4 separate regions of the Homo sapiens genome follow, and all the other regions are linked to region 1. Evidence: chromatin loops called from intact Hi-C (ENCODE). Cell type or tissue: A673. All regions are shown on one strand. Each heading gives the region's core, and the rest is flanking DNA. Links, peaks and the distances in the headings are about the cores only. Region 1 overlaps LINC02789 (long intergenic non-protein coding RNA 2789). Region 2 has its middle 87 kb from the start of MIR181B1. Region 3 overlaps LINC02789 (long intergenic non-protein coding RNA 2789). Region 4 has its middle 270 kb from the start of LINC02789.

Region 1 (6,022 bases), core at 685-5,684:
AGGGAAGTATTTTAAATTATTTAAAATTTTTATTTATATTTAATTATCTTATAAACATATCAAGACCTCTGTCATATCTAGAATTAGTTTAAACTGAAAAGAGCAGCAATATTTATCTTGTATCCTCAAATCTTAAATTGGTGATTCATTTCATTCTTATGCATTTCTGTTTCTATCAACTTAGATGTCATATCGATAAATAAAAGCAGTCATTGATCACAGTGAATTAGCCTTCACATGAGAAAAATTAACCCATGACAAAATATTATAAATAATATCAGAGGAGGAGCTCAGTTATATCATAAGTTTTAGTTCAACAAAGATTTGGGTGAGTGTTGGTTTGGAAACTAAGGTAGAAAGGATAGAGAAGGTCCAAGCCCAGGAGCCTGAGAAAGCACTCAACATAGAATATCACAGGTCTGTAGCATACTCATTACATTTATATTTGTGAGGAAGGAGTTAAAACAGCCAGCCTGTGATCCACTGACTTATACCAGGGGATGCCTCCAGTCCTTTTCAATGGGACTCTGGGTAAATAATAATATGTTCTAGGAGAATGAAACCTTGTCTCTGAAATGTCCTTAGCAAAATGTCCCTGGATAAGGATTACTAAGAGTAAGTAGAAGCCAAACATGGCTCTTGGGGAATTTCACGTGGTCTCTACAGCTCTCTGGAGGTAGAGATGTTTTGTAGTTGAAATGCTCCCGCTGTATGAGGAAACCCTGGACCTCACTTAGAGACCTCATCTATTCTGAACCAGATGGGCATGTCTAATGTGGGTAAGAAGGACCTGGGAGCCCCTCTCAATATCCCAGACCTCTCTCTGGTCCCTTTAAGATTTTAAAAAGTGCCTATATTCTTGTAATAATTTATTAAGTCTTGACAATGGGTAAGATCTCTGCCTCACATAAGTCTTACTTGATAATCTAATCCTTTGCGTTAGTCCAACAATCAGTTATTACCATTATCTAAATCAATGGGTCTCAGATACACTATGCATATACCTTGGATGGGAAGCTTGTAAAATGTAGATTTCTGGGCCATCTCATAGATATATGGATTCAATAGGACACTGTACTTATTTGTGGATGTAGAATTGTGTATATAAAAAAATGATTTGGAACTGTCTCTAAACCAATCTTTTGCTGGCACAGTTCTACACCTTTCTGTTGCATTTAAGTATCTTCAGTATATTGACTTATTTCTTGAATTCATTGTTTTTGCCTATTTTTAATGCATTTGCATAACACACAAAAGCTAGATTCGTGTGGGAAATACTAAAAGTAAATGATATCATCTTCTTTCATATGGAAACAGTTTATTTTTTTCTCTTCATAAAAGAGTTGAGAGTTTGGTTATTCAGAATTTTGTAGAACTTTTTCCAAACCATTTGATTGCTTTGCTTTTTAATATAACATGTCTAAAAGTTTAGCATTTACCTTTGGATGGATATGTTCAACATATAATTGAACACACAATTGTAAAGCACCTTTTAAAGATGCGTGCTAGATTTTTATTCTGTTTCTTTCATATACATTTAGTCCTAATGAAACCCACTGTTTATTTTAGCAATGATTTTAGCTATGTTCAAAGAGACAAAAGGGGGCCACAAAGTTAAAAGATTGTAGGGAGGTGGGTAGGGATGGAGGAAGAAGTGGAAGGAATTTCTAGCAAGTCTCCTATAAATACACAGCATTATTTCAAACAGAGAAATATTTGACAATTATAACCCTACCTTCTTAAAGAGATATGTAATTCTTATATTACTAAGTACAACCTATAACAAATTAGATTACAGAAGCAGTGTATTCTGCAAACATACAATTCTCTGGCCACATTCTTGTTCTTATGTTCCAGTTTTTAGTTTTTCTTGTAATGAAGTGCATTTGTTCACTCTGTTACTTTTTCTACCATAAAACATTTTACATCAAAAAAGTAGCCTTCAAATTAATGATTAGTAAAGAGAGACAATTACATTTAGCTAAGTATTGAAAAAGTTAAAGGGTTTTAAATCTATTTAGCCCTAGCAAAGCCCAACTTCCTGGTTCAAGTTAAAAAACAAAACAAAACAAAACACACATACAGCTCCTTCGTTGTTAACTGCTTTTTACAAAACACCATCTTGATGAATTAAGAGTAAATGAATGAGAACTATATATGGATAAATTTCGTTTGAAATACACTCAGGATTAAAAAGTTTAAGAAAAATTGCTTTTCGCTAATATGGTTTTGCAGTTTTAGCTGGAATGAAAATGTTTGAAAAATAGAAGTGTTTTGTTGAACCCAAACCTCACAGGTACCAAGTTTTCCAATCCATAAGCCTGAAATGATGATGGTGAAACCTCAGGAAGGTGAAGGTAATGGTCTCATTCTAGGAGGAAGTCAGAGAGAGTATCTCCTTGATCATTTTCAGGGAGTATTCAAATTAGGTTTCATTCTAGAGTTCAGACTTACAAATCTGGCCTGTTACTGTGCGGTATAGCATAGAGATCAAGAGTACAAGTTCTACCCCAGTGTTTCTCAACCTTTTATTCATTATTTTCTTCCTAAGGAGCATTTCAGACACTTTTTTAAATGAAATTTTATTGCTACAAATATATTGTATATCTGTTTATGTGCTGCTTATGTATCTGCGCTCCATAAATTAAAGAGTAGAATTTTTTTGTACCCCCTAGATCCAAATTTTGTCCTCTTGAGGGCAATATTGCCTGCTTTGAGAATGTGTATTCTAGAGCAGTGGTTCTCATCCAAGGGGCATTTTAATCCCTCAGGGGAAATTGGCAATGCCTGAAGGCATTTTTTGTTGTCACAACTGGAAGGAAGAATGGTAGAAGTGGTGCTACTGGCAACTAGAGGGAGAGGCCACGTACACTGATAAACAGCCTACACTGTACAAAACAGCCTCCCACAATAAAAATTATCTGGTCTAAAATGTTTATAGTGCTGAGGTGGAAAAATCCCACTTTACAGCCAGACTGCTTGAGTTTAAATCTGAGATGTACCACTTACTCACTGAGTAACCTTCGGTATGCTTCTGTAAAATGGTAGAATCAATAGTACTGACTGTATAGGGCTAATACGTGGATTAAATGAGTTAATACATACAAAATACTTAGCACAGTGCCTGGCGCATGGAGAATGGTCAATAAAACTTAGCTATTTGTATTTCAAATCCCATTATACTGAAAATAGCAAGTTCTCAGACCAAATTGCAAAATGTGTAAACATCACAAAATCCTTCCTGAAATTTGCACATATATCTATTTATTTTCCTGAAGCATATATAACTGATTTATTCCTATTCCAACTTAAAGTCAGAAGACGTTTTTGTAGTGACTAGTAAACTATTAAATTTGGCAGATTAGTGATTATATGAACAAATATAATGGGAAAGAATCAAGGCTGCTACTGTAGACAAATGCATTTTCATTACACCATGAAAATAAAAAAAAAGACTTGAATGTAACAGCATAATAAATACTTTACTTGGGCGTCAGTAGACAATCAGGAAGTGCCACTTTTAACAGTCAATATATCCTGGTGGCACTTCAGGAAATGCTATTTTTATGAGAATTTTCAGGTTCATAGCACAGTGAAATATGAATTAGTGACTTTGATGTACTTGTGTTACAAATATTTTTGCCGAATACTAGCTGCAGTCTCAGAGTTACTTGCTACTTATTTCCTTTCTATAAGGAGTGCAGTTTTTGCACAGACAATGGGGAGGATGTATATATGAATTTGCCTTGCAGGACATATAACAAAGCATGGCTTATTACAAAAAAATGAAGATCATCCTCATTTCCTTCTTTTCATTTTATAAAGCAAAAATAAAAGGGGGTGTGGGAGAATCTTATTTGCTTTCATCTCCATCCCTTCAGCAAGTCCTACTGACTTGACATTTCCTAACCTGAGCTGGTTTTCCAGGTCATCGGTTCAATTTCTCACTGTTTTCCCAGTCTTTGGTGTGTATTACAAAAATAGGCTGAAATCATCCATGGAAGATTGTTGTTGCTAGGTCTTCTATATTTTTCCTCACCTCCTTTAGCCTTCTACAATCTCAACAAAACTTTCAGAGAGAGAAAGGGGTACTATGAAAGTCTAGCTGAGGAAAGACATGAGTCAGAATTAGAAAGCATGGTCTTTGGAGAAACACTGCCTGGATTTGAGTTCTGGCTCTGCCACTTACTAGTTGTGTTCTTGTTACCTGGTGAAGATAAATGACCTAACATCAGAGAACTTGCATTAGAGCTGCATCTGGGACATGAATGTGTTCGTGGTAGAATGTTAGCTGTTGATTATTTGCTCACCATGGCTACAACTGAATCCCCGCTGCAGTGAAAACAGTGGTTCAAGGGTTTAGTAGGCTCAGAAAGATCGCATGCATCCTTCCTTAAAATACTACCTTCCCATTGTTATGGGAAGTCTTATTTTTTGTTGCAGAGGAATTTCCTAACAGTGTTAACTTTTGTTAAATGGTGAACTTCAAGATTTCATCAGCAATGAAAATCAATTCCAACCAGAAATAAAGGCTGGCAACCTAGTTCTTAGACATTACTAAAAAGCATCCATGTAAACATTTCAGTGGTTGATGTAGTTGCATAAAGTCCCTGAAGGCTATATACCCTTCAAATGCCCTCATCTTACGAATGAAAAGTTTCTTTATTTGGGTGCTGTTGGTTCCCAGCAGTCTTTTGTGCTACTGCTGCACTGTCAGCATAAGAAGGGAAGTCACAGGAGGAGGGAAGGACATTCTTTGTCTGGGAGCTAGATCTGTAAAAAGAGTTTTAATCTCACCAACATAAAAGTTCTGTCCTCTCTCATTGCTATGATTTCTACTCTAGAATCACGACCTTGTTGCATGAACTTCTAGAAATGTCTAGACATGAACATAACATTTTATCAAATACCTAAGAAGGTTGTTTTTCTCCCCACTTCTAGGAATTTCCAAGTGAAAGGGCCAGAGAACCACTGCCATTCCTGTATAAATCAGACCTCTTTTAAACAGTAAATTATTAGGAAAGGGACAGTGGTGGTGGTGGGGGCGGGGTGGGGGGGGGCGCTATATTTAGAGGGTGCCATACGTTTGGTTTTATAGCAGTGTCTTGAGAAGTATTTGACTCATGTTAAGAGCATTTGTTACTGGAAAGGGGTTCGATCCAGACTCCAGGAAAGGGTTCTTGGATCTCACATAAGAAAGAATTTGGGGCAAATCCACAGAGTAAAGTGAAAGCAAGCTTGTTAAGAAAGTAAAGGAATAAAGAATGGCTAGTGCATAGACAGAGCAGCAGCTTGAGCTGCCCGACTAAGGATACTTATTTTTACTTCTTGATTATATGTTAAACAAGGGGTGGATTATTCATGAGTTATCCAGGAAAGGTGTGGGCAGTTCCTGGAACTGAGGGCTTCTTCCCCTTTTACACTCTATAGGGTAACTTCTTGATGTTGCCATGGCATCTGTAAACTGTTTTGGTGCTGGTGGAAGTGTCTTTTAGCATCCTAATGCATTATAATTAGCATAGAAAGAACAGTGAGGGTGACGAGAGGTCACTCTTGTTACCATCTTGGTTTTGCTGGGTTTTGGCTGTCTTCTTTACTGCAACCTGTTTTATCAGCAAGGTATTTATGACCTGTATCTTGGGCCAACCTCCTATCCATCCTATGACTTCAAATGCCTAACCTCCCGGGAATGCAGTCCAGTAAGTTTCAGCCTCATTTTACCCAGCCCTTATTTAAGATGAATTTTCTCTGGTTCAAATGTCTCTGACACATTGATCACCATTTATAATCTAGAGTCCTGCTTCAGCCACTAATAGTACACCATTTTGGCAAAACCATCAATCTCTTTGTACCACAATTTTCCTCAGATGCTAATAAAAACCGGATTGAGAGAGGGAAGAATATAGGTGTAGCCAAGGCTTACCTCACAAGTCTTTATGAGAATCAAAATGGGATAAATACAAGTGCTCTACAAGTCATGCGTTTTATGCAAATGTTATAAGGGATTAAGTTTCAGGAGAGT
Region 2 (6,022 bases), core at 656-5,655, 540 kb after region 1:
AGAGAAGAAGATGAGCAGGAGTCAGGCACGTCCTTGTTCCTAGCACTTGAAATGGGAGAGGACTGGCCAGAAATCAGAAGAAAACAAGATCTGATGTTTTACCTTTGAGTAAAATTTATTTTCTTGGAAAAAAACCACATGGGTGAGAGTACAGTTCTCCGTACTCGTTTAAATGCTCCAGGAATAATTTTTGGAGGAACTGGAGTAAAGTTTGAGGCAGATGTTGAGACTGGGAAACCAGAAAGTAGTACAAGATCATTTAGTAAGAAAGGGTCAGAATAGGCTGAAAGGAGGCAATTCAACAAGACCAGGGAATAGTTGAATGTCAGAGTCAGGATTAAGCACAAAAGAAGTAGAAAGTTGGATATTTAAACTGTAAGATGTTAATGCGTGTAGTCAAGTGAGGCAGCAGAAAATTAGCTGAGTAAGGAGAACAGGCAAAGCATCAGGACAGGAAAGAAAACCCTAAATTAATGGGCAGAAGAGTTACAAACACAAAAGCAATGAAAGGTCCAAACCCCAAGCTGCAAAACCAGTTGGTTCAAACCGCTAGTCACAAATAGTACATGAAGGAAAATTTAAAGTACTTATAATTAATAAAAAGAATTTACCTCTCCTGGGACAGCAGCAGTTTGAAAAGGAGAGAAAGGGTTTGTATAAAAATCAAGGATGTTTTGCCTTTTCCCATGAAGCTGTGAAGAAAGGAAGAAAGCTAGGGGAAATAAGAAAAGACGATTTGCCTCTCTGGGACACATTCCTCCTGGTGACAGTCCTCTTTCTCCCCCTGGTCCTTCTTAGCACACAAAGTAGATAGGCTATATGCTCTATAAAATAAGAGTCTGCCTTCTTGGGATCTATAAATCAAAGATGCCACAGATATGTGATAGTGAGTCTGAAGTCAATACAGGTCATAAGGACAGATTAATCAATCCTGTGAAGATGTTTTGCAGATGACAAACACTTGACCAAAATGATAACTGACCATGTGGTTAAGGGGCCATATTTTCTCATAAGGTAGTACTTTCCAAACTTGTTCACCTCAAGAGCTCTGAGTAAATGAAGTAGTTAGAAGACATACTGGAGCCAGGCATGGTGGCTCACACGTGCAATCTCAGCACTTTGAGAGGCTGAAGCAGGAGGGTCACTTGAGCCCAGGAGTTCAAGACCAACCTGGGCCACATAGGGAGACCCCATCTCTACTTAAAATAAAGAAATTAAAATAGACAGATGTGGTGGCATGTGCCTGTAGTCCCAGCTATTCAGGAAGCTGAGGTGGGAGGGTCTCTTGAGTCCAGGAGGTTGAGGCTGCCGTGAGCAGGGACCATGACACTGCATTCCAGCCTGGGTGACAGAGGGAGAGACTCTGTCTCAACAAAAAGACACAGCAGAGTAAAGAGGATGCAGGAGAAGATCTAATTCTTGTGCGAGCCTTCTTTATCCCTGCAGGTAACCTCAAGGTTCCCGTGGCTTCAGAACAAGGTGAGGGATATGAGGATCAATGTCAAAGTATACAAGGGCCTCCTTCATATGGTTGGGAAGCTTTGCCTTAAGAGACAGTTTTAGATCTCCTGAGTAATTACTCTTAGAGGCGGGGAGCCGCACAGTAAGAGGAATGGATATAAGCAAATGTCAAAGTTAAACAGAAATCTTGGAAAATGTTGTATAGGGAAACTGAGCCCAATACAGACTAAGGTGATGTCTCAAGTGGTAAATATAAATGAGCAAAAGAGTCATTATTTCCCTGGAGTGAAAAGGGAGATCCTGTCTCTTCCCTCTTCATTTTCTTCTTCCTCCTCCTCTTCCTCTTTTTCCTACTCTTCTTCCTGCTCTTCCTCCTCCCAACATGGAACTTACAGTATACAAATGCAAGCAACAGAGGCAGATAAAGAGAAAAGTAACCCAGCAGACCAACAGCAACAGTTTTATACAATGGAAATAGGACTGGTAAAATATAGTGTTGAGGTGGCCAACGTTCAGGCTGCTGTGTTTTGTCAGGCCAGAACCATGTTTTTAAAATAATTGAATTTGAGTACTTTTCAGTAAAGTATATATTTTCTATGTTTTTGAAGCTGCCACCACTTAATATTTTATCAAGTTTTTTCATTTGTTTTTGTTATTTTCCTAACCTCTGAAGATATTTGAGTTTTGCAAACCCCAGCTTTTGAGTGATTCAGAGAGGACCTTAAAGCCAGCATTGTGAGAGGCATAACCTCTAAAGATGAAGAGTCCAGCAGAGATAAGCTTGGGGCCCAAGGAAAATAATGTACAAAAACAAGACCACAACTAGCAGGAAGACAGAAATGGCTTCTAGTAAGGAAATATTGTTACTATGAGTTATCATAACTGTTTCTAATTTTTAAATTATAAACACAGATTTGTGCATACACATTTTTCTAAAATATATATTTCTTATAGTATTTTTATTAAATATGTCTAGTTTACCACTATATTTTGTTATTTAGTGAATTCTTTCATTTCAAAATGTATCCAGAGAAGATGTTGGAGTATCTAAATTTACATGAACTTAATCTGTCATCTAACTAAGATACTGCTAACTAAATATTTTGGCAGAGAAGACTCTTTATTGAGTCTTCCACATAGCCTAAAGTACATTACATAAATGAACTTCAGGGAATGTATTTTTATATGTCTCAAGATACATAAAGCCTTTGTAACACTGTTTGGATTTGGGTCAAAGAAAAATATGACCCAAACTGTAGCTTTTTTTCTATATATATATATATATAAAATACAGAAAAAATATATAATCTACATATACATATATATAAAAAATAGATAGATAGATAGATAGATAGATAGATAGATAGATAGATAGATTTTGCTTGCTAGTGTTGTGTGAAATGAAGAAAGGTATATGGCTGAAAAAATTAGAGTAAGAAATCTACAAGTGGAATATCTGACTCTAAAAAGGCACTCACTTCCCAGGACTGCCTGCTGTCGTCAGTGAGCTACGAATGGATTTCAATAAAGAGTAAGTAACGATACCAGGCTGGTCCACTTTGGGAAGATTGTATGAAACACAGTATAGAAAAAAAAAATATTTTCCCCAGGAAGAATATAATTGATTTATTCTATAAGTACTTTTCTTAAGTAAGTGTAGGCAACCTCAGTAATATAAAATATCAGCATACTCCTGAAAACCTGTAATGAAAGCAGGTATGACAGTACTGTATGGTTTATTGACATGCACATGTAGGTTGCAGCATTTAGAAACCCACCCACCCCCATCAGAATCAAGCCATTGTAAATGTTTTAGTGCAACCTGGTGGTGATTCTGTTTTCTGCAACAAGGTGATAAAAGGCATTCAAACACATCTATTTAAAAATATTTCAGTATAACAAAATTATCCCAGAGAAAATAGATTGTTCCCATGAATTACTATTCCATGTTACCTAATAATAAAATATAAAAATAAATTGATAAAAACATAGTTTTTTAAAGTTTGCTTTTAATTCAGCATTCATTTAGAAAGGAAATCTATATTTTGGATGAAAAAGTGTCCAAGACTGAAAATCCAGTCTTCACAAATTCATTTTTTTTCCTCAGAGGATAAATTTAGTCAAACTAATTATTTAAATTATTTAAAACATTAATAACTTGGTCTTAGAGAAAGGAAGAGTTGGAATTTAAAAATAAGTAAATTATATTTACATAGAAAAACTCTTAGAAATCCACATCTAAAAACTGAATGCTTATGAAATGTTTTACTAATTAATAAAAATTTCATTTAGAATAATAAAAAAGTATAAGATCATTGTATAATTTACTTCTCTGTTATCTCTAGCATACAAACACCACAGAATTCATTTAGGTTGTATGTGAACCTTATAAGTTTTCTGTTTTTTTTTTAAAGAAAAATTTGTCTACTTCTCATAAATCAAGACTTAGGAGACCCAGTTTGATTGAGATTGAAATCCTGCTGCCAACTCAGAGAAGATTTACTTTCCCGAGAGCATTCAGGGACTTATTTCTTCTAATATTTTAGATGATAAATTATTGGGGTCAGAACTGTTGAGAAGTTTGAATATTCTTTCAAGATTTTCTTTTTAGACTTTGAAGAACAGTATCAAGCAAGTATATAAACAAAGCCCAGAGTTTCCACAGTGCATTTATCATGAATCCACTGCCTCTCACCTCTTGGGGAATATTTACATTTTCTTTAAAGATTTGATGATTGTACAGGATTAAATATCAGTCTTATTTCTAAATTAATGATTTAGTGTTAATCATCAAGCCAGTTATTCTAATTTAGAGATGTTCCTTTATGGAGAACTTTAGCTTCAAATATGATTATTTTGCTGAACTTGGATGGACTATCTACTTTGTTGTCTATAATGGGTTAGCCCAACTTTAAAGAGCTTTACACAATGGAAAAAGCAAGTGCTTCTCTTATTTAATACCACAAAGAAATTATACTTTCCTTTGGTAAAATTCACTTATTTTTGAGCTTATTTCTATGAACATGAGCTATTTCATACTTATAAAACTTCATTTATTAAAAATATAGATTCTCATGAATAAAATTATTAATGTTTTAAATGCCCATTTAGTAATAAAGTCACTTCACTGTATCCCTGTAAAATTCATGAAACATTACATTATTTGTGCTATATGTTGTCCTATGACAGAACTACCTGTTTGGTTTGATGCAGTGAAATTGTTCAATATGCATCCAGATGGAAGTTAATGACATTTATTTTTGCACATGTCTGCTGGGAAAAAACTCCAATGGAGACTTCTGGGGCATCATATTTTATTAGCTCCTTTAAAGCAATCCCCATTTCCTGTCTTAAAACTTGGTAGGTGGAGTGTGAAATTATTTTTAGTGAGGGTAAAGAAACTAAGCAAGAGGTCCTACAGCCAGGTGCTCCCCTCCAGGTCAAAAAAAAATCTTCAAGAGTGAGAAGCCTCAGAACAACTTTGCTAAGTATACTTGGCTTCATTCCGTCACTTTTTAAAGTTCCTCTCTGAATTCCCCTTACTTAAGCCCCCACTTTCGTGTCCCAGTCTCACTGACACAGTGTTGTATGAAAATTTACTCTGCTCTCTAAATGGGGTTTGGGGCAGACCATAAAGGCCCCCAAAAAGCTTGCTTCCTTCCACTTAAAACACCTCCAGTAAATGTCCCCCAAACACATCATGTGCCAGGTGCTTGAAAGACAAGGGGCAAAGTGGCAAGCTCACTGGGGGATGAACTCTGTTAAGGTGAATCAAGATGAAGAAAAGACACAGGGGGTAAAGCATGCAGTGAAATTGTTGAAAATGATTAGTCCCATTGGAGAACTAAAGCAGCTAAGCATCCTGGAAGCTGGGGAAAACAGCACAACATTTATTCTAAGACAAAAAACCAAGTTTGTGAGTGATGTGGTTGAGAAAAAATGATAATAAGGTTGAGAACTAACTGTAGTAAATATTTTACTGGAGGTTGATATAATTTATATTTCAAAAAAGTTGTGAGGGTGGCTATGTATACATAGTGGCAGAGGGTATATAGGATATCATCCTGCCTTCTCAATTTTCTTGTGAACCTGAATTTACTCTCTAGAAAAGTCTCAAAAACTAAAAAAAATTAAAAGTTCAGACATGACTAAAACCAAGGTGGTTTATTCTTATAATAGCAATTAAAACATACCTATTGAACATTTAGATGTTTCCACTACTGCAAGTTGCTACAGAAAAGTTATACGGATAGGTACGGGTATAGTTTCTGATCTTGAGGAATGATGTTCCCTAAGGGAGATACTCATAAAAAGATTACAGTGGAATATGATATATACTATGGTAGAATTATAATCAATGTGCTATGAAGGTAAGATGAAGAGACTAATACATTCTGGCTGTGAGGCAGTGAGACCATCTTTACAGATCTGGCGATATTTGGAAGGTGTCTTAAAGGCATTGATGTTTACGATAACTGGAAAAGAGCTCAGGTTATCTCATCAAGGAAGTCTGGAGCTGGGCAAAGGAAACATAGATAAAAAGAGCAATACCTGGAATAGG
Region 3 (6,022 bases), core at 704-5,703, 87 kb after region 1:
CACACAAATATTCTCTGGAGTATGTGAAGATAATATTCCAGTAGGCCCAAGGGACAATCCCAAAGGTGATTTTATTAGAGAGGATCTCCCAAAAGATGCCAGACATTTTCCTCCCTGTTCCTGAAAACCTTTACCCTACAGCTAAAAGAGAAATGCTGAACTAGGAACCAACATTTCACGAATCCCCACACTCTTTCTCTAAATTTGTGTCTTGATCACTGTACTTGTGAACAATCCAGTAAAGGTTTCTCTGGATTTCTAGCTGGCCTCACCTAGTTTCTCCTCTGTGCACTGATTTGTTTATTGGTTTTCAGATGTGATTCAGTCTCTCCATCTTAAAAATAAATAAAATGTAAATACACATGTACGTAACACTTTGCTTATACTACTTACACCTCAGGGTATACTTGTAGGTCTTTCTTTTGCTTTAATGTCAATCTTCTATTCATGAAATTTTTGGATTCAACTTTGATTTCTCCATTTGATTCTTATAAGTGTTCACTCCTTCACAGACCTATCTTTTTGTCTTCCAAATGTTCCTTTAACCTATCATTTTTTGTCGGGGGGGGGGGAATTCCCTAATGCTGTGCTTAAGAGAATAATATGACCCCCATAAGGTTAAAAAAAAAACCAAATAACCAATTGACTCAAGAGAATTATCAGATGTTACAGAAACTGCCACTAACCAAGCACTGGAAAAAAATATATATTTGTGTTTTTTTTTTTTGTCTTTTCTTTTGTATTCTTTTTTTATTCCTACTTTTTTTTAATTGCTGCAGCCACTTACACATCCTTGTCCATGCCCAACATATAAATGCAAGAATAAGCATGCATTTTACAGAAAAGGCATCATTACTACACTGTCTGCTTTCTATGTTGTATCAACTATATTTATAAACAATTCTGTACTGTGTGAAAAAAATTTGGGTCCATATTATCTCATTGAATTGTGGGCTCTTTCTGTATTTTTAATTGAACCATGTGAAGAGGAAATATGACAAGTTGACCCTCCATGCCAAAATTTTTGTTGGAGACGATCACATAGTGAATAAAGTTTTACTTTTTTTGAGAGGTTTAGCAACAATGGTAGCCCAGCTCAGGCAAAAGAAGGAATAAAATAACCAATTTCTTTTCATAATGTACCCAGAGCTTACATATGAAAAGGAATAATAAAACCAGAAAAATAAACTTTTAAATTTCTTCTTGATACTTCTTTAAAATATTGCAGTGACATTGTATGTAAAGAAGCTTATGTATGGTAGGATGTAAGTTATTCCTTCAGTAGTTTCGAGTATTTTCTAAAATGTTTTTATTATTTTATTCAGTGATAATATGACTAATTTCCTTTACTAAAAATTAAAGAGTTAGCATAATAGTAATTCCATTGTAATAAGAAAAAATATTTCTTGAAATCATATATGTTAAAAATGCCTCAAAGGCACAAAAGAAATTCCACAGCATGAAATTCTCAAATTTCAAAATGAGGATGCATGCATCTTACGTCTTACGCTGGAATTTTCATTCGCTAATCAATTATGCATAATTTCTATTCATCATGTTCACAGAAACATTTTTCCTGCAAATAGTGAGGCAGAGACCAGGATCTCCTAAGTTTACATAAATCAAATTTTGGCAATTATAAGGGATTTTGCTTGGTCTGAGACTGGTCTATGGGGTTTTGCCATAAAGTCTGTTCACAGCTAACAAAGGAATTTTTCGCTTGTAAATAATAGGCCAAATACAAGCCCCCATGAGCCTTTTCCATTATGTTTCTTTCTTGAGGCTGTTCATTCTGTTTTCTTTTTTCTATGGTTGGATTTGTTGCCATATAAAATAGCAGTTTCAAACATTCTTTGTGATGGGTAATCCTATTAGTTTGGAAAAATGATTTTCCTGAAATTTGGAAAACAGGATAATTTGCCTCTTGCCACTTTTCACATATGCCATTATTTGATCACAATACTCTTTTTAGTTGCCATAAAATAAGAAAGGCTCTATGTCTTTTTTAAAAAAAATGTTCTTTTATTCTAACTTGGAAGCCTAATTAGTCCAGATTGTATTAAAATGCCTTGTTTTTGCTGCTTTTGTCAGAGAAGAGTTAGAACATGATGCCTCTCTTGGTAGGTCACAGACTGAAGAGGCCTGACCCAGGGAATCAAATGTCTGACCTGGCCTGACCCTAACCTCTACTTAAAATCAAGTCTTTACTTTTATTTAAAAACAGAGGTATACTTTCCATGTATCTTTTTTTTCTCCTTGTCCCAGCTGCTAAGAAGTACTCGTGGCTATTCATCTGAGAGCTCAGGGTGGGAAATTACATTTTCCAATCTTCTCAGTTTGGAGAATGGGCTCTGGGCTTGATTTACTCATGTTTACTTAGGGAAAATGCGACTATATTGTCTAGAAATTTTATGTAAGAGAAAAGCAACCAGAAAAATTCAGAATTAGATGAATTGTGGGTTTTCCTTCCACTGCACATGAAACATAAGCAATCATTTATTTCAAATGAATACTTAACACTGAATTAAAAATTATTCCTGATTGTGTTTTAGCAATTAGATAAAACATTTGGCTGACATATTAAAAAATTACAGTGGCAAAACATTTAAAACAGTATCAATTTTCTGTTGGGAACATAGGAGGTTGGGTGAGCTCCTCTAATAATAATACCATTAATCACTCTATGGTTTTGTGCTCTCACTTCTTAGGCAAATGATCAATACCCTTAATTTTAGGCTGGCTTTTATTGTACGGCTCTGTGATTCTTTTTTTCTCTGTTTGTGTGGTTCTTACAGTAAATTTAATTTATGACTGTGTAGGGTGATATATCCTTAGGTCATATCCTGTAATCTTTCATGTGGGGAATTCCCACGGAGTTATTCTGTGAGATCTGATGGCAGACTCTTTTGCTTTTACTTTAAACATCTTTACTTTTTGGGGGGTTGGGGGTGTGGGAGGTTTGCTAATTCAGTGCATTCCAAATTATAATGTACAGAGCTTTTATTCATTCATTCAGTCATGTAATATAACTCTGCAGACTTGAGTAGCCACAGAGGTTCCTTCTTATTCTAAATTCAATAATTTGTACCTTTGAAAATAAAAACTCTTTAGGGCCTCACAAGCTCAAATTTTCCCACTGTCTAGCTCTCGTTATCATAGCTAGCTTATTTTAAGAAAAGAGCTAAGTTTTCTTTTGTAGTCAAATCTTACTAGTTGTGATACTCAGTGTAGTAGCCAAATGTCAGCCTTAATGGTAACACGGCTTTAATTTTTTAGAGTAAGGCACATTGTTGTATTGGCATTTTCAAATTCAAGTGCAGCAAACATAGTCAAGTGTAGTAAACATACCTCTTCAGCCTGTGATGCTTTTGCTATGTTGATTTAATCACAAACAGCAAAGAGAAACACACTAAAAATCTCTTTGAAAATGGAAGTGAGTTTCTAGAAATATATCAGAATAATGATTTATTTTTCAGTTGGTCTATGTGACGTAAGTTAAAATGCAAGTAAAAATTAAATCTAGATGCGCATGCCTTGATTTAAAATTATTGAAATGTTCAAAATTGAAAGGTTCTTCAATTTGTGAAGTACATGAGGTCTGAGCCATGTATAGGACAATTTAAAATTATACAAGCTCTCTAAACTTCCCAGAGTGCTTCAATTTGGACGTTATCAGGGTTCCAGGAATGTATAATGCATAGAAATTTGAGGCTGCTGAAAATACTCTTTTTTTTTTTTTTAAAGAGTTCTTCTCTTGTGTTCAGACATCTGGGCATGTGCAGACACTGAAGAATAAACTGATGTAAACTTGTTTGAGTGCTTCAATTTGTAAGTGATTCGAAGAGCCGCCCAAATCACTCAGCACATGTTCTAATGGTTAGAACTGCCACATTCAACAAGTAGAGGGAAAGATGAAACTAAATCTTCACCAAGAGAAAAAAGGCTAATGGCTCAGGAATTCAAACATTTTCAAAAATATTTTACAATATTTTAGGAAAGATGACTTGAAATATGGCAAAGACATTATTAAAGGAGAGAATTCAATTAAACTTTTTGTCAAGGCCTCCCTTATGTTAATTTCACACTGTGCTATTTGTGAACTATACTCAGGCAGTCTAATTGACTTACTGTCCCTTGAATGGCCCACATTTGACCATGTTGATGTCTTTTTGATCTGTTTGCTCTTGCTGGTAGCTCAATTCTGAAAATAGATTTCATTTTGCATGTCAAGTCACTTCTCTTACTGGTGGTTGCCTGGAGTGCTGTGTTGAGAATTCAGAAGTCACATTAGGCAGTAAAAGAGGGTCATAATTAACGTTGCCACCATGGACAATGGAATGACATTTGGGATCATAGAATTTTTGTTTTGTTTTGTTTTTGTTTTCCCTATTCATGTCTTGTTTTCCTTCAAGATTCTGTTCAGGTAAGACTCAAGATATCCCAAACATGTCTAATTGAAGTTTTTCAATATTACAGCCCTTGATCTTCATCAATACAGCATTTTTACCCCTTAAACTTTTAAATATTGAAAGAATGATTAAAATTTTAAAATTCAATTGATGGTTGTTTTATTTTCTGTTTCAAGAATGTCTCATATTAATAGATAATAATAGAGAATTTCTACATACACTGATATAATGGACCTTCCTGGTCTTATGTTTGCCCCTTCTTAGCTGTATGACTTTAGGAAAGTCACTTTACCTCATTGAATTCCATCAGCTTCATTTGTTGAGGAGTTAAATAAGGTCCTTTCCCACTCTGAGCTGTGAACTTCTAGTGATAAAAGTGGGATCAATGAGGCACCTATCCTTGGATACTGAAATGTCAGATTGAAACATAAAAATGGTAATATTCCTGAGTGAAGTGGATCCTCTCAGCATCCTGGAGAAACTTCCCTAGTCAAGTCTGGAATTTCTGAGCTATTGTTCCCAATAGTGGCAGGTGTTGGGCCAAATATTTGGCATAATTTTAGAGGCTGCATGGGAACTTTTAGTTCTTTTTCTAAATGGTCCCTGTCTATCAACTGGTGCTGATAATTGTTTAGGCTGGAACAAAAAATTTTATTTCCCAAATTAAAAGACAGGAATGCTGAATAGTAGAAAGAACAGATGTTTGAGGGGCAGAAAGACCTGAATCACTTCTCTATTACTCATCATTTTTATAAACTTTCACATGTTTCATAGAGTCTCTGAGCCCCAGTTTCCTCGTTTGTGAAATGGTAATAATAATATCTATTTCATAGATTTCTGGGAAGAAATAAATACGAAAATGTGCATAAATTGGTCTAGTACTATCGTGAACTGAATGTTTGTGTCCCCTAATTCACATGTTGAAGCCCTAACTGCCAATGTGATGGTTTAGGAGGTGGGGACTTTGGGAGGTAATTAGGTCATGAGGGTGAAGCCCTCATGAATGGGATTAGTGCCCCTACGAAAAGAGAAATGAGTTTTCTTTTGACTATGTGGGTATACAATGAGAAGTCAATCATCTAGAAACCAGGATGCCAGCCCTCCCCAGACTCTGGATCTTGGACTCCTCAGACTCTAGGACCATGAGAAATAAATTTCTGTTGTTTAAGTCACTCTGTCCTTGATAATTTGTTATATAGTAACCCAAATCAACTAAGACAAGCACCTAGTAGACTTTCAATGATTAATTCATTTCCTTTTCCTTCTTTCAATGAAAAGAATTTTGTTTTTCTACTATGTGTAGAAATTGTAGTCTGAAATTTAGAAATATGTGTGCAGAATTGGATTGGGGAAGGCTTTAAATGATGGGCAGTGGAGATTGACATCCAGGCAGTAATGAAAAGTCCTAAAAAACTCTGAACAAGAGAATGTTATGTTTACAGCTGTCTAAAGATTAAAGTTGGCAGAAGGATAGATGAACATGGCTAGTAGTAGCTAGGAGAAAGACATTGACAGCCTAAGGTTCTCATGTAGGCAAAAGTGCCCGTAGGGGTGGGGACAGTGGAATAGAGCAAGACAGGGAGGCAAGGGGGATCAATTGAGAGGTCAATTAC
Region 4 (6,022 bases), core at 413-5,412, 110 kb before region 1:
CTAGACATAAACTCATATCACCAGTGAATAGAAATAATTTGACTGTCTCTATTCTATTTTGGATGCCTTTTATTTTGTTGTCTTGCCTAATTGCTCTGGCTAGGACTTCCAGCAATACGTTGAATAGGATTGGTGAGAGTGGGCATGCATGTCTTGTTCTAGTTTTTACAGGGAATGCTTTCAACTTTTCTCTATTCAGTATAATATTGTCTGTGGGTTTGTCTGTTCTGGCTTTTATTTTTAGATATGTTTCTTTAATGCCTATATTGTGAGAGTTTTTTTTATCATGAAGGGATATTGAATTTTTCTGAATGCCTTTTTTGCGTCGATTGGGATGATCATATTGTTTTGTTTTTAGTTCTGTAATGTGATCAATTGCACTGATTGATTTGCATATAATGAATTATCTTTGCATTCCTGGAATAAAGCCCACTTGATCATGGTGTACTATCTTTTTGATGGACTATTGGATTTGGCTAGCCAGTATTTTGTTGAAGATTTTTGTATCTATGTTCGTCAAGGATATTCGCCTGTAGTTTTCTTTATTTCGTGTGTCCTTGCTTGGAGTTGGTGTCAGGATGATACTGAGTTCACAGAAAGAGTTAGGAAGGATTCCCTCATCTTTGCTTTTTTGGAATAGTTTCAGTAGGATTCATATCAATTCTTCTTTGTATATCTGATACAATTCTGTGAATCCATCTTGTCCTGGGCTTGCTTTTGTGTGTGTGGGGGAGATTTTTAAAGGAGTGATTCTATTTTACTACTCATTACTGGTGTGTTCAGAATTTCTATGTCTTCCCGGTTCAATCTTGGGTGGTTTTATGTTTCCAAGAATTTATTCATTTCTTCTAAGTTTTCTGGTTTGCGTCTGTAGAGCTGTCTATAGTAGTCTCTGATAATCTTGTATTTCTGTGGTATCATTTGTAATATCACCTTTATTATTTCTTATTGTGATTATTTAAATCTTTTTTCTTGGTTATTCTAGTGAGTGATCTATCAACTTTGTTTATCTTTTCAAAAAACGAACTTTTCATTTATTTATTTTTGGTCTTAATGTTATTTCGTTCCGTTCTGATCTTTGTAATTTCATTTCTTCTGCTAGCTTTGGGTTTTGTTTGTTTTTATTTTTCTAGTTCCTTGAGGTGTGATCTTAGGTTGTTAACTTGAGGTCTTCCTATCTTTTTGCTGAAAAATCCACTGATAGTCTGACAGAGGCTCCCTTCATGTAACAAGCTGTTTTTCTAGTGCTGCTCTCAAAATTTCTTTGTCTTTGGATCGTTTTGTATTTATCTCATTTGGTGTTGTTTGGGATTTCTGCATCTGGCTGTTTACTTCCTTCCCCAGGTTTGGGACATTTTTAAACATTTCTTTGAATATGTTTTCTACTTGTTTCTCTCTCTCTCTCTTCTTCTGGAATATTCATAATGTGTATATTGGTCTGCTTGATGGCATCTCATTGTTACTTAAGCTATCTTCGTGCTTTTAAATTATTTTTTCTCTTTTGTTTCACTGACTGGCTAATTTCAGATGACCTTTTTTTGGGTTTCCTGATCCTTTCCGTCACTTGATCTATTCTGTTGTTGAATCTCCCTGTTGAATTTTTTAGCTCAGTTGTTGTATTCTACAGCTCTATAAATTCTGCTTGGTATTTTAAAGAATATTTTATATCTCTTTGGTGAAATTCCTAGTTTGTTCACGCATTGCTGTCCTGACCTTGATGAGCATCTTTATGACCATTATGTTAAATTATCTGTTGGATAAATCAATTATTTCCACTTTATTAGATTATGGAGATTTATCTTGCTTTTGTGTTTGGAATATATTTTTCCTGTTACTTCACTTTCCTTTAGACTTTGTGTTGATTTTTGTACATTAGATAAGATAGCCACCTGGTCAGATTGGCCTCATGTGGGAGTTAAACTTCATCAGCTAGCCTAGCTAGAAATACTGGGTACCTCTCAAATCTTCGTACCTGTCAAAAATCACTGCTTTTGTTCTTAGTGGATCGCAGGAGATTAGGGTGTGCCAAGTCTCAATAGTGTCTTGAAATAGGTGAGATAGAAGCCAGTCCTTCAAGAAAATGAAAAATTTTGGGTTCTAGATGTGAGGTCTAGTTTCCCTTCTCTTCAAGGAAACAGTGGAAGCTAGAGTTTATCTCTCACTTGCTCTGCACTAAACTGGACAGAGTATCTGTGGCAAATGTCTGTACTCTTGTTCAGACAGCACACTCTTTCAATCCATTGCTTTGCTCTTTGTCACTCCAGTGGATACCAAGTTCCACCCACTCTTAGAGACAGGTGGCTTAGCTGGAAGCTTAGTTCTATCACTGGAGCATTCCAGCAGGAGGAGCTGTGAGATGCCATTTCAGGCTCCAAGAGGACTATGGATTGCTTCATCAGCTCCCAGATACAGCCTAATTAAAAGCCTGGCCCACAGGCAACAGTTGGGATAGTCGAGACATTAGGTGTGCTGTCAAACTTCTTCCAGAAAGCAACTCAAAGCTTATCATTTGTGTTTTCTAACTCTGTCTTGAATTGTGAGAAACAGATGCTAGAAGTGTGCACTCATTTAAAATGGCCTCTTTTTTTTTGGCTGTGGTTCTGAGAAGTTACAAATGCTGATCCCTTTTAGCTCCCAGGGGGAGGTGACTTTGGAGCTAGTCCCTTGATTGGGAGCTGTAAAAGTTAGGATACTTGAGGTGTGGACAAACTCCTTCCAGAGAGAGCTGGAGATACAGCTTTGTTGCTAGAGCAAGCAAGCTGAGAGGAGAAGGCATGAGAAGTGCACACATGCCCATTCAAACCTCTGGAGGATTTCTATTCATTTTTCCTTCAGTTCCCAGATGCAGGCTAATTAGATGCCTGACCTTTAGGCAGGAGCTAGGAAAGTATACAGTAAGACCTCTTCAAGTGAGAAGCTGGGAGATGGACATTTTTGCTTGCTCACGCTGCATGGAACCTGGAGGGGATAGCTGATGAAAGTGATCATTAAAACTGCCTCTGTTCATTGTGGTGCTATAACACTCATGAATTCTGAGCCCTGTTTACTCCCAAAGCTAAGTGACTTAGAAGCTGATTTCTCAGCTGGCAACTGTAAAAGTTCGAGTACTATGTGTAAGGTCTAAACCCTTCACTCCTTAGTGAGAAGTTGTGAATTGGGAGTTCCCTTCTGATGGTAAGGTGCTGTGCTTGGGGTGGGGTTTGTGGTACAAGTATGTCTCAGATTTTTCTACTCAATTTAATGTGGATATTTTCTCATTTGCCCTCTGTGTGAAACTAGCTTCTGGATTTCTCTCAGAGGAACTTGATCAGTGTGTAAGTTATTAGTGAATTGATGGGAGGAGGAAACATCAGGAGCTTCCTTTTCCACCATCTTGCTGAAGTCCTTCAGTCTAGTGTTTAATTTTTACCACGGACATTTTATGCTCCAAGTAGCATTTGATAGGGTTGATCCTTTATGGAATTTTTTTAGCATTTGTCTTACATAAACAAGTGCTTCTATTTTTGTCTCTTACTCCATTGACTGTTCTTTGTCAAGATTATTTTTAAGATCCTCATCTTTTCTATCTACTCTGACTTCCTAGGTGATTTGATCAACCCTGTATCCTTTTTTCTCATCCTTCTGCACATGAGGGAACCCTTTATCTTGAAATCTGTCACCAAAATATTAAAATTAGTTTTGCTTTACTTCTTTTTGTTATTATTATAGCATTGAGGGTTATCTTTGTTTTTGTTGCATGTATCAGAACTTTGTTGTTTTACGTTATTTTGTGGTGTTCTATTGTGTGAAGATTCCACAGTTTATTTCCTCATTCTATTGGTGATGAAAATTGAGTTCTTTATGATTTGTGGATATGGTACATAAAAATACTATAAATATTCTTGGCTATGGCTTTCATTGGATGTAGTGCTTATTTTGGTTGGGAATGCATTCAAGAATGGAATTAGAGATATATCTAGTATATCTAATTTTAGTAGATACTGCCAAAGTTTTTTAAAATGTTTGTATCAAATCACACTTCTGTAATTAATGTGGAAGAGTTTCATTTACTCCAAAATTTCACCAACATTTGATATTGAAATTCTTTTTAATTTTAGCCATGGTGGATATATAGTGGTATGTCATGATTTTAATTTGCATTTTTCTGATGACTAATAATATTGAGAGTCTTTTCAAATGTTTATTGTTCATTTTGATATCCTTCTTTCTGAAAGTGAAGACTTCTTTTCAAGTCTTTGCTTATATGTCTTGAATTTTTACCTATTTTTAAGTTAATAATTTGAAATTTACTTTTTAGAAATTCTAAAATGCTTTTAGCATTTTATGTATTTGAGATATCTTTTCCCACTCTATAGCATGTTTGCCTTTTACTTCCTTTTCTTAATTTATTTAATTCTTAATTTGACATTAAGGAGGTACAAGTGCTTGTCTGTTACATGGGTATATTGCATGCAGGAGGGGATTGAGCTTCTGATATACCCATCACCCATATAGTGAACATTATACCTGATAGATAATTTTTCAACTGTTGCCCCTCTTCCAGAGTCCTCCCTTTTAGAGTCACCAGTTTCTATTATTTCCATTTTATGTTCCTGTATATCCATTGTTTAGCTTCCACTTATAGGTGAGAACATACGGTATTTGGTTTTCTGGTTCTGAGTCAGTTCACTCAATGGCCTCTGGCTTAATCCATGTTGCTGCAAAGGGCATGATTTTATTTTTTATGGCTGCATAGTATTCCATGGTGTATATTTATCACATTATCTTTATCCAGTTGACTCTTGATGAACACGTAGGTTGGTTCCATGACTTGGTCATTGTGAACAATGTTACAATGAAGATACAAATACAAGTGTCTGTTTGATGTAATGATTTATTTTCTTTTGGGTAGATAACCAGTAGTGGGCTTGCTGAATGGAATAGGAGTTCTGTTTTTAGTTCTTTGAGAAACCTTCATACTGTTTTCTATAAAGATTGTACTAATTTACATTCCCATCAACATTGTATAAGCAGCCCCCTTTCTCCTCATCCATGCCAACACTTGTTTTTTTGACTTTTCAATAATAGCCATTCTGGGGAGGGGTCAAGATGGCCAAATAGGAATAGCTCTGGTCTGCAGGTCCCAGTGAGACCAATACAGAGGGAGGTGATTTCTGCATTTCCAACTGAGGTACCCAGTTGCAAAATAACCAGCTAGCATCATGATGACAGGATCAAATTCACACATAACATTATTAACCTTAAACATAAATGGACTAAATGTCCCAATTAAAAGGCACATACTGGCAAATTGGATACAGTCAAGACCCATAGGTATGCTGGATTCAGAAGACCCATCTCATGTGCAAAGACACACATAGGCTCAAAATAAAGGTATGGAGGAATATATACCAAGTAAATGGAAAGAAAAAAAAAAAGCAGGGGTTGCAATCCTGGTCTCTGATAAAACAGACTTTAAACAAACAAAGATCAAAAAAGACAAAGAAGAACATTACATAATGGTAACGAGATCAATGCAATAAGAAGAGCTAACTATCCTAAATATATATGCACCCAGTACCGGAGCACCCAGATTCATATAAACAAGTTCTTAGAGACCTACAAAGAGACTTAGACTCCCACACAATAATAATGGGAGACTTTAACGCACCACTATGTATATTAGACCAATGAGACAGAAAATTAACAAGGATAATCAGGACTTGAACTCTACTCTGGACCAAGCAGACCTAATAGACATTTACAGAACTCTTCACCCCAAATCAATAGAATATACATTCACCACATAGCATGTATTCTAAAATCAACCACACAATTGGAAGTAAAACACTCCTCAGCAAATGCAAAAAATGGAAATCATATATGAACAGACACTTCTCAAAAGCAGGCATTTATGCAGCCAACAAACATATGAAAAAACCTCATCATCACTGGACATTACAGAAATGTAAATCAAAACCACAATGAGATACCATCTCATGCCAGTTAGAATGGTGATCATTAAAAAGTCAGGAAACAACAG

The links. Peaks named below come from ENCODE experiments on the same cell type or tissue, not always from the same donor. Only the 100,000 strongest peaks of a DNase experiment are listed, where the experiment ranks them.
Region 2: it touches region 1 in a loop (14-fold over the local background); 2 of 110 quality-filtered maps call a loop at or near these places.
Region 3: a loop joins it to region 1, with 5 times the contacts of the local background. A loop is called at or near these places in 2 of 110 quality-filtered maps.
Region 4: it touches region 1 in a loop (4-fold over the local background); 2 of 110 quality-filtered maps call a loop at or near these places.

The regions. Positions count from the first base shown.
Region 1 is chr1:199,310,352-199,316,373 of GRCh38, reverse strand. All of the region lies in intron 3 of LINC02789 (long intergenic non-protein coding RNA 2789), which reads right to left. Among named protein-coding and RNA genes, the nearest start is that of LINC02789, 160 kb to the right of the region's middle. In A673, for the core only: a CTCF peak has its summit at 2,678 (motif pointing right); DNase peaks (open chromatin) are centred at 2,783, 3,153, 3,563, 4,703 and 1 weaker place; H3K27ac peaks cover 4,364 bases.
Region 2 is chr1:198,769,017-198,775,038 of GRCh38, reverse strand. No RefSeq gene overlaps it. Among named protein-coding and RNA genes, the nearest start is that of MIR181B1, 87 kb to the left of the region's middle. In A673, for the core only: a CTCF peak has its summit at 3,290 (motif pointing left); a DNase peak (open chromatin) is centred at 3,258; H3K4me3 peaks cover 292 bases; H3K27ac peaks cover 4,797 bases.
Region 3 is chr1:199,223,218-199,229,239 of GRCh38, reverse strand. The region is part of intron 3 of LINC02789 (long intergenic non-protein coding RNA 2789); the gene reads right to left. Among named protein-coding and RNA genes, the nearest start is that of LINC02789, 78 kb to the right of the region's middle. In A673, for the core only: no CTCF peak of the experiment used is centred there; DNase peaks (open chromatin) are centred at 1,609 and 2,879; H3K4me3 peaks cover 499 bases; H3K27ac peaks cover 2,844 bases.
Region 4 is chr1:199,418,738-199,424,759 of GRCh38, reverse strand. No RefSeq gene overlaps it. Among named protein-coding and RNA genes, the nearest start is that of LINC02789, 270 kb to the right of the region's middle. In A673, for the core only: a CTCF peak has its summit at 2,338 (motif pointing right); a DNase peak (open chromatin) is centred at 2,349; H3K27ac peaks cover 1,319 bases.